2 separate regions of the Homo sapiens genome follow, and region 1 is linked to region 2. A link is a contact called in ENCODE Hi-C or POLR2A ChIA-PET data. All regions are on one chromosome and are shown on one strand. The core of a region is the stretch at or near the end of the contact, and the rest is flanking DNA. Distances in the headings are between cores, read along the strand shown.

Region 1 (4,123 bases), core at 564-3,063, 110 kb after region 2:
CATAGGAAATTATTATTAGAAGGTCTACTCCACATCCTTGCTCTGGGGCCTCATTATAAATAATTTACTGTCACATAAGTAATTTAGAGTTCCAGAAGGCATGAAAAGCCTGGAGAGAGTTTTATTCATAAATAAATGCCAACATTTAAACAATAAAGACAGTTTCAAAGTCCAGAACTACTGAAATGAAGAACATATACTGCCTGGATGATTTATTATGGTTGTGTTTATAGTCCAAATGAGAAGATAATTCAGTTCCACCTGGAGAGTCATTACATGGCCAAGCCCAAGAGAAGTACTTTGGATAAGAGGTGATATTTCTATTTTTCCATTTCAAGCAAATTATTATTTCTGTATTTAGGACATCACCCAGGCAATTCCTTTCATGACATGTAGCACTCTTGAGCAATTAAAAACATTTATAAGGTAAAAGAAGGGACAAATGCCAAATTTAGAATGACCCATGGAACACTGAAGAACCCCCAGAGAACACTGATGTCTTAGACATAAGGCAAAATAATCCCTTCTGCTCAAGAAAACTTAAATGAACAGTGAGCGCGCATCACAGCAAGAACATTATTACCCAGCAGAAGCAATCTGCTAAATACAGATTTCATCTCCAAAAACGCCTCCTAACAGGAGATGGGAGCAAATAAGTACCTCCTGATGGGATGGAGAACTATCCCTTGGCAAAATGTGGCATATGGCTGTATTCCCCCTTATTCCTCAACCACATACTTCAATCATGGAATACAAGAACATGCTTATAATATATTTTTGGATGTGGCAGACACATGCCTGAGTGTGAAGGCACTCTATCAGAACAGCCTCCAGAATTCCTGGGCTTACATACCATCCAGACCATTGTGATGACTGTAGTTTCTTTTCCCCAGAATGCTCAGAGATGTGTGATTTGGAGTTGTTAGCATCCGCTTGGTAGTTGGGGTTTGCAGGCTTGGTGTAGATCGAATTACATTAGGTTTCTTTGCAGGATGGATCTCTGATGGGGGAAAAAAGGTTTCTCAATTCAGAACATGATATTAAAAATCTGTGTGCATTTACATTGGCTAATAGGCACACATCTTATTTCTTAATGAGCTGAGAGTCAGTTCCTCCTGAGCCAGCCAAGGACTTGCATAATGAGTCAGCTTCAAGTGTTGTTGCCATGGCTTTGCTTATCAAGTAAGCTGGTTTTTTCCCTGCTGGCTGGAGCTCTGAGCCTCGGGTTGTGAATACAAGCAAAAACAAAACAAAAAGCCACTTCAGAAGGTCACATACAACATGTGATTTACTAAGGGAATAAGGCATCTGACTCCTCAAGATATTAGACATCAAAAGGCTATCTGGAGAGGTAGCCTTGGGGTGAGGGGGGTAAAACACTTCTGTGCTCTGTCAAACCAGGCACCATGTCACGTATGCGAACTTTCTGAAAAACGGGATTCCTCCTCTGGCTCTGCAACCAGACAGAGTATGGGACCAGGATCAATTACTCGCAGCCTAGAACATTTTGATATAGATGAAACCTGAAACCAAAGTCCAAATACAATAGTCAAGAGGTAGATGAAATGCTTTATCCAAGGATATATCACAAAACCATAATGTGCCTGTGGTATATGCATGTTTAACAAAGGTATATTGTTGTTAGCCATACAGCCCAGAACTACGTGCTCTTATTGTAGATGGACAGAAACTGTAACACTGTAGGAACTGGATTTAAGAACTTCAGTTTACTACTAAAGCTGGGCAGCCTTTTTCTAAAGCTTAGCAGCTCACTGATTCTCAGAGTCATCATGCAGCTGGCCAACTACACACAAGCCACCCTGCCTTCTCACCCTTTCACTGAAGGTAAGGGCTGAGATATCACCCTTATTTACTGGAATTTAGGAAAAGCCATTGGAATTGTTAGAATTACTACAGCTCTGGTCAAAGTCCCACACTTGCCAAAATTTAGAAATGGCTTAAATACTACCACCGAAAAAAGTGATTTTTTTTTCTCCAACATGACATGACAAGTTTGCCAGCCTTGCATTTCATTTAACCTCCACAGTCTATGCTCCATCTAGACCAAACAAGCTGCTTTCAAGTCCTTGGACTCACTGAAGCCTTTGTTCATCTGGTTGTCTTGGCCTTATGAGGGAAGAGAATACGCTTTTCCTATTTTTCTACCTATTCGAATCCTAAATATCTTTTAAGGCTGAAATTAACTATTACTTTCTTCAGGTAGGCTGCCCTAACGCTCATTAGAAAAAATTCCCTCATTGGCCAGGTGCAGTGGCTCACATCCGTAATCCCAGTACTTTGGGAGGCCAAGGTGGGCAGACTGCATGAGTCCAGGAGTTCGAGACCAGCCTGAGCAACATGGTGAAACCCTGTCTCTACAAAAATTTTTAAAAATTAGCCAAGTGTGGTGGTGCACACCTGTAGTCCCAGCCATTCAGGAGGCTTAAGTGGGAGGATCACCTGAGCCTGGGAAGTGGAGGTTGCAGTGAGCCAAGATGGAGACATTGTATTCCAGCCTGGGTGACAGAGTGAGACTCTATCTCAAAAAAAAAAAAAAAGAAAAAGAAAAAGAAAAAGAACAGTCCTTCCTCCAAGTGCCCAACGCATATTACCTGTAATTATTTTACAGGATCTAATCCTTTGTTTTATTGTTCTTACCTGCTTGCTTTCCCCACTACACTAAGAATTTTGAGGGCAAGGTCTTACCCATCTTGGTGTTCCCCAAATCACTTAGTACAGTGTTTTCAACATATAAATACTCATAAATATATTGTGTAGGGATGTGGTTCAGCTGGTAAGAACAGCACAGTCTGGGCCTATCTGGTAGATATAGAGACCAATTTGCCCACAGTAGGAGCACACAATTATTCTTGGAAAGGCTAATAATGTTATATTCTTTTTTTCTTTTCTTTTCTTTTTTTTTTTTTTTTTTTTTTTGAGACAGGGTCTCAATTGGTCACTTGGACTGGAGTGTGGTGGCACAATCTTGGCTCACTGCAACCTCTGCCTCCTGGGCTCAAGCGGTCAATCCTCCCACCTCAGTCTCCTGAGTAGTTGGGACCACAGGCACGCACCACCACACCTGCCTAATATTTGTATTTTTGGTAGAGACAGGGTTTTGCTATGTTACCCAGGCTCAAACTCCTGGACTCAAGCAATCCGCCTGCCTCTCAAAGTACTGGGATTACAGGCATGAGCCACCATGCCCGGCCTATTCTATTTTTTGTGATCAGAAACTTTCCCATGCAAGGTGGGAAGGGGCATCTGGAGACAGTTCTGCAAGGGAATACAGACCGCACTCTTCAAGGACATTACCACCATTACGTAGGTCATGTGTACAATAACCATGTGACATTTTCAGGGGATATCAAAACAACTCTTTAACCCCTGAGAAATAAAGCAAGAAATGGCCGGACGCAGTGGCTCATGCCTGTAATCCCAGCACTCTGGGAGGCCGAGGTGGGCGGATCATGAGGTCAGGAGATTGAGACCCTCCTGGCTAACAAGGTGAAACCCCGTCTCTACTAAAAATACAAAAATTAGCTGGACGTGGTGGCGGATGCCTGTAGTCCCACCTACTCAGGAGGCTGAGGCAGGAGAATGGCGTGAACCTGGGAGGCGGAGCTTGCAGTGAGCCGAGATTGCGCCACTGCACTCCAGCTTGGACAGAAGAGTGAGATTCCGTCTCAAAAAAAATAAATAAATAAAATAAATAAATAAATAAATAAATAAAGCAAGGAATAAGGTAGTACAGTAACATCAAAGAAGAAGCTTTGAGCCTCTGAATCCTGGAACATTCTTTTGGGTAAGGACTAGATAATATACCAAATTCAAGACTACACTTTGATTTTTAAAAGAGTTGATGTCTGCAGTCTGAACATTTCATAATTATAAATCTTTCTGTCAAAGCAACTCTGAGTACATATTTCACTTTACTGAAAAAGAACTATGAGAAGCACAAAAACATGCCATTCTTGCTTCTAGGTATGTGAAAAACCATTATTTTGTAAGTTATTTCTCTTAAAACTTTGTTTAAACAAAGAGATTATTGCATAGTAATTTTGTATACTATTCTTAATTGTGATATTTCAACATAAAAATGGAGCTATCATCTTTGGAGATT
Region 2 (3,765 bases), core at 765-3,264:
CCACGTGTTCAAGATTACAGTGAGCTATGATCGCACGACTGTACTCCAGCCTGAGCAATAGAATGATATCCTATCTCTTAAAAAATAATAATAATAATTCTGTTGCCCGGGTTGGAGTGCAGTGCTTTTCTCTTTTGCCTTGATGGGTACATGATCTTCATCTTCATTGGCCTGAGGCATGCATCTCTGCTTAAAGAGAGACCAGGATTAATGTTTGATATAGACAGAATGCACAGAAGAAAAAATGTGGTAATGTTTGGTATTTGACATGCAAAATAGGATTATGCTGCAGATCAAAAGTCTTCTAAAGCAGGCTATTCTTTTGAGAGCATGTTTCCTGGATTCCCTCATCCCTCTCCTTGGGTGTGGCCCTGGAATTTTATGTAATGGATGACTGAGCAAGAAGAGGAAGAGTGTTGGTCCCCTCCTTCCTGCCCAGGGGATGGTACGAAGGGGATTAGAAGGATAACAAGCAGAGCCAAGCACTGGCCCACTCACCCCTCCCTGAGAGAAAGAAGCCCTTGTCCCCAACTCACATTGGAACTCTGGGAAGAAGTGGCATCCCAGGCAGCTGCAAACCAACTCGGCCTCTGCCTCCAGCACCAGGGCTCCCCGGTAAGGGAGAGGCACCACTAAAGTTCAGCTTTCAAAGCCAACTTCCATTCCTGTGAGCCAGCAGCCCTACTGGGGCCATGGTGGCACAGCTAGGAGACTTGGTGGGGAGGAGGGGCCCAGGTGCAGGAGGGCTGGCCAGCCAGGGGCGCCACATGGGCTCTAGTCAGATCAGGAGGGACTGGACCATGAGTTTCATAAACTCAGCTTCTAGTATGATCAGTGGCCAGGAGGGACAGGGGACCTTGCTGGGTCTAGAGGACACCACACCCCAGGATCCCAACTCATGCCTCCTACCAGATGCCACACAAGCTGCCCTTGACTGTCTACAAAACCCCAACAGCACCACAGTGGGAGAAGCTGGGCAAAGCAGTCTGAGAACTAAGCATTTTATCCAAGAGAAATTAATAAGATCACTTAACAAGACCGGCTAAACTCTCTGGCCCCAGGATGTTCAAATCAAGTTGAAAATTTCATTGTTTTTCTCGCTTATCATCAGGCAGGGGTTGGAAGAAAGGCCAGATTCATTATAGACTCATAAATAAGGAAATTACCTTTTTTTTGCACAAATAAATTATAGAGTGAATTAAGTTTTCAACTCTGTTGCACACACAAAAATAGAGGAATTCCTGCTGCCCCACTGCAATGCTGGCTGACTTTTCCAACCAAAGACAAGGACCCAAGCCTTCTGGATCCCCAGTTCCCTCCTCCAGGTGGTGGGGGACACCGTTGTGGCAGAGAGAGGTAAGGTCCCCCTTCAGCCTAAGTGGTCACATTAGCCCTCTTGGGCTCATGCACCAGATCCTGCTCTCCTGGCTTATCTGTGTTTCTTTGAGGGGAGGAATGAGATTTTCATTTTCTTTCCAGGCCCTTCCCATTCAGGGCATTTCAGATCCCTCCTTCCCATGACCCCTGAAATGAATTGGGTGAAGAATGGTCCCCTGCCCTACACGCTGCATGTCTGGGAGAGGCCAGAGGTGGAGCCGGCACATGCAAAGGCAATGCTGCCACCTGCTGGCGCCACGAAGAGACACAGCAAAGGTGGGCAACCAAACCCCATTAGCCCTGGGGGAACTGCACAAGGATGTCTTGCAGCTGAATGGTACCTTTTTCCAATGCAGCTTCTTACCTGTTCCCTCATTTAGTCATCCAGTATGCCGGCTGGAACAAGAACATCATCCCATTTTATGGACGAGACAACTGACACCCATGAAAGGGCAGAATGCTGACTGAGGTCACATGTGTGGGGATGGCTTGAAGGCAATGCTCAGTCTCCTGCTTCCCAGCCAAGAGTTGTGTCCCCTCGTCAGTGCTCAGATGAGGTGTCTCAGAAAACGAGGGACCCCTATGAACAAGGTTTACGGGGCCATCCTCAACATCCAGGGAGGAAGAGTGAGGGCGGAGGGCACCAAGCAGTAATGCCCACCCTGCAGCTGGCTCAGGGCCTGATACACGTGTACAGCAACTCTGTTTCCCAAGGGTTCACACACCTTCCACACAGATTTTGTGGGTTTTTTTGTAGAGAAGGGGGTTTGTCCTGTTGCCCAGGCTGGTCTCGAACCCCTGGGCACAAGTGTGATGTTACTTTTCGATAAAGATCTGGAAGAGCTGACTCCTGCCCTAGGCCCGTGAGTCCTAATCTAAAAAACAGACGGTGAAAGAGGCAAGAGTCATCTTCCCAAATGGCAGCTGCAGGCGAAGTAGGTGGGGGGAACTCGCAGACGATGTTGTGTGGTCAGCAGGTGTGAGATGACCGGGCTGCATCCTCTCCCGCTGGGTGCTCAGCACTCGACTCTCCTCTTTGTTCCTGGCTCTTCCAGCCCAGGTCTTCATTTGGCGGAAACAGCCTGGAGGACAGAAAAAGTGCCTCTTCTCTGCCCGAGACCCTTCCCACGCGCACACGCCATGGGGAAGCAGCTCTTCCCTTTTCCCGACGTGGGAGATGACTGGGCCGGTGGGAAATCCCATGATTCCCCGGCAGCGGTCCATGTCCCTCCTGACAGCGGTCAGCGGTCAGCCTCACTTCCAGGACTCTGCATTGTCCCAAGCCTCCTCCTCTCCAGACCTTCTTCGCACCTCTCCCCGCGATTCTTGTCCTGGTAGGGTCCAGGAAACGCTGAAAGCTACGGATAGGCCCCCACGTTGCCCCGCAGGGTGCGGATGAAATCGCTGTCGGAGGCTGGTCCTGTGGCCGGCCCTGCCTGTCTCCTGGACCGAGAGGAGCCTTCTATGGCAGAGCCGCAGCGCCACCGTGTGGTAGAAGTCCGTCTGCACGGCCAGAAACGGCGGCTCAGAGCGGGCCCACAGAAATCCTTGTAATAGTCCACTGTCAAGGCCGGTGCTAGCGACACGGGAGTGGCAAATGCACCCTCTTGCCGTTCCCGGTGTTTGGGCCTTGCCTGTGACGGTGGGAAAAGAAAATGGCCTTGCTGTGCTACAACCGGGGCTGCGGTCAGCGCTTCGATCCTGAGATCAATTCCGATGATGCTTGCATATGCCACCCAGGTGTTCCAGTCTTTCACGATGCATTAAGGATTGGTCTTGATATAAGAGAAGAACAATTGATTTTTCTGATTTCTTAAGCATTGTAGGCTGTACAAAAGGTAGACATAATAGTGAGAAGCCACATGAGCCAGTCAAACCTGAAGTAAAGACTACTGAGAAGAAAGAACTATCTGAATTGAAACCCAAATTTCAGGAACACATCATTCAAGCCCCGAAGCCAGTAGAAGCAATCAAAAGGCCAAGCCCAGATGCACCAATGACAAATTTGGAATTAAAAATATCTGCCTCACCTGATAAACTTAAACTGTCATCAGGGAATGAAGAAGATAAGAAAGAAGAAGAGGCCAAGCGTGGTGGCTCACGCCTGTAATCCCATCACTTTGGGAGGCCGAGGCGGGCGGATCACAAGGTCAGAAGATCAAGACCATCCTGGCCAACATGGTGAAACCCCGTCTCTATTAAAAATACAAAATATTAGCCGGGCGTGGTGGTGCACACCTGTAGTCCCAGCTACTTGGGAGGCTGAGGCATGGGAATTGCTTGAACCTGGGAGGCAGAGGTTGCAGTGAGCCAAGATTGCACCACTGCACTCCAGCCTGGCAACAGAGCAAGACTCCACCAGAAAAAAAAAAAAAAAACAAAAAGAGA

Evidence for each region. A loop is a pair of places that touch in the nucleus more often than their neighbours do. ChIA-PET counts read pairs that join two places held with the same protein, here RNA polymerase II (POLR2A). Pooled maps may share reads with other maps.
Region 1: a loop to region 2 is called in a pooled map, with 2.8 times the contacts of the local background. The contact joins two enhancer-like sites. A Hi-C loop is called at or near these places in 8 of 50 pooled maps. POLR2A ChIA-PET finds 5 or more read pairs at or near these places in 2 of 52 experiments (GM12878 and activated naive CD4-positive, alpha-beta T cell).

Annotation. Positions count from the first base shown.
Region 1 is chr2:42,719,766-42,723,888 of GRCh38, reverse strand. MTA3 (metastasis associated 1 family member 3) reads right to left here. Exons shown (of 17, transcript NM_001330442.2): 16 at 854-1,000. Among named protein-coding and RNA genes, the nearest start is that of OXER1, 42 kb to the left of the region's middle. Within about 2 kb of position 1,813, at least 10 of the 41 ENCODE cell types and tissues checked have a DNase peak (open chromatin) inside an H3K27ac peak, as active enhancers do.
Region 2 is chr2:42,826,885-42,830,649 of GRCh38, reverse strand. It overlaps the pseudogene CHORDC1P1. Among named protein-coding and RNA genes, the nearest start is that of TRI-TAT2-1, 18 kb to the right of the region's middle. Within about 2 kb of position 2,014, at least 7 of the 41 ENCODE cell types and tissues checked have a DNase peak (open chromatin) inside an H3K27ac peak, as active enhancers do.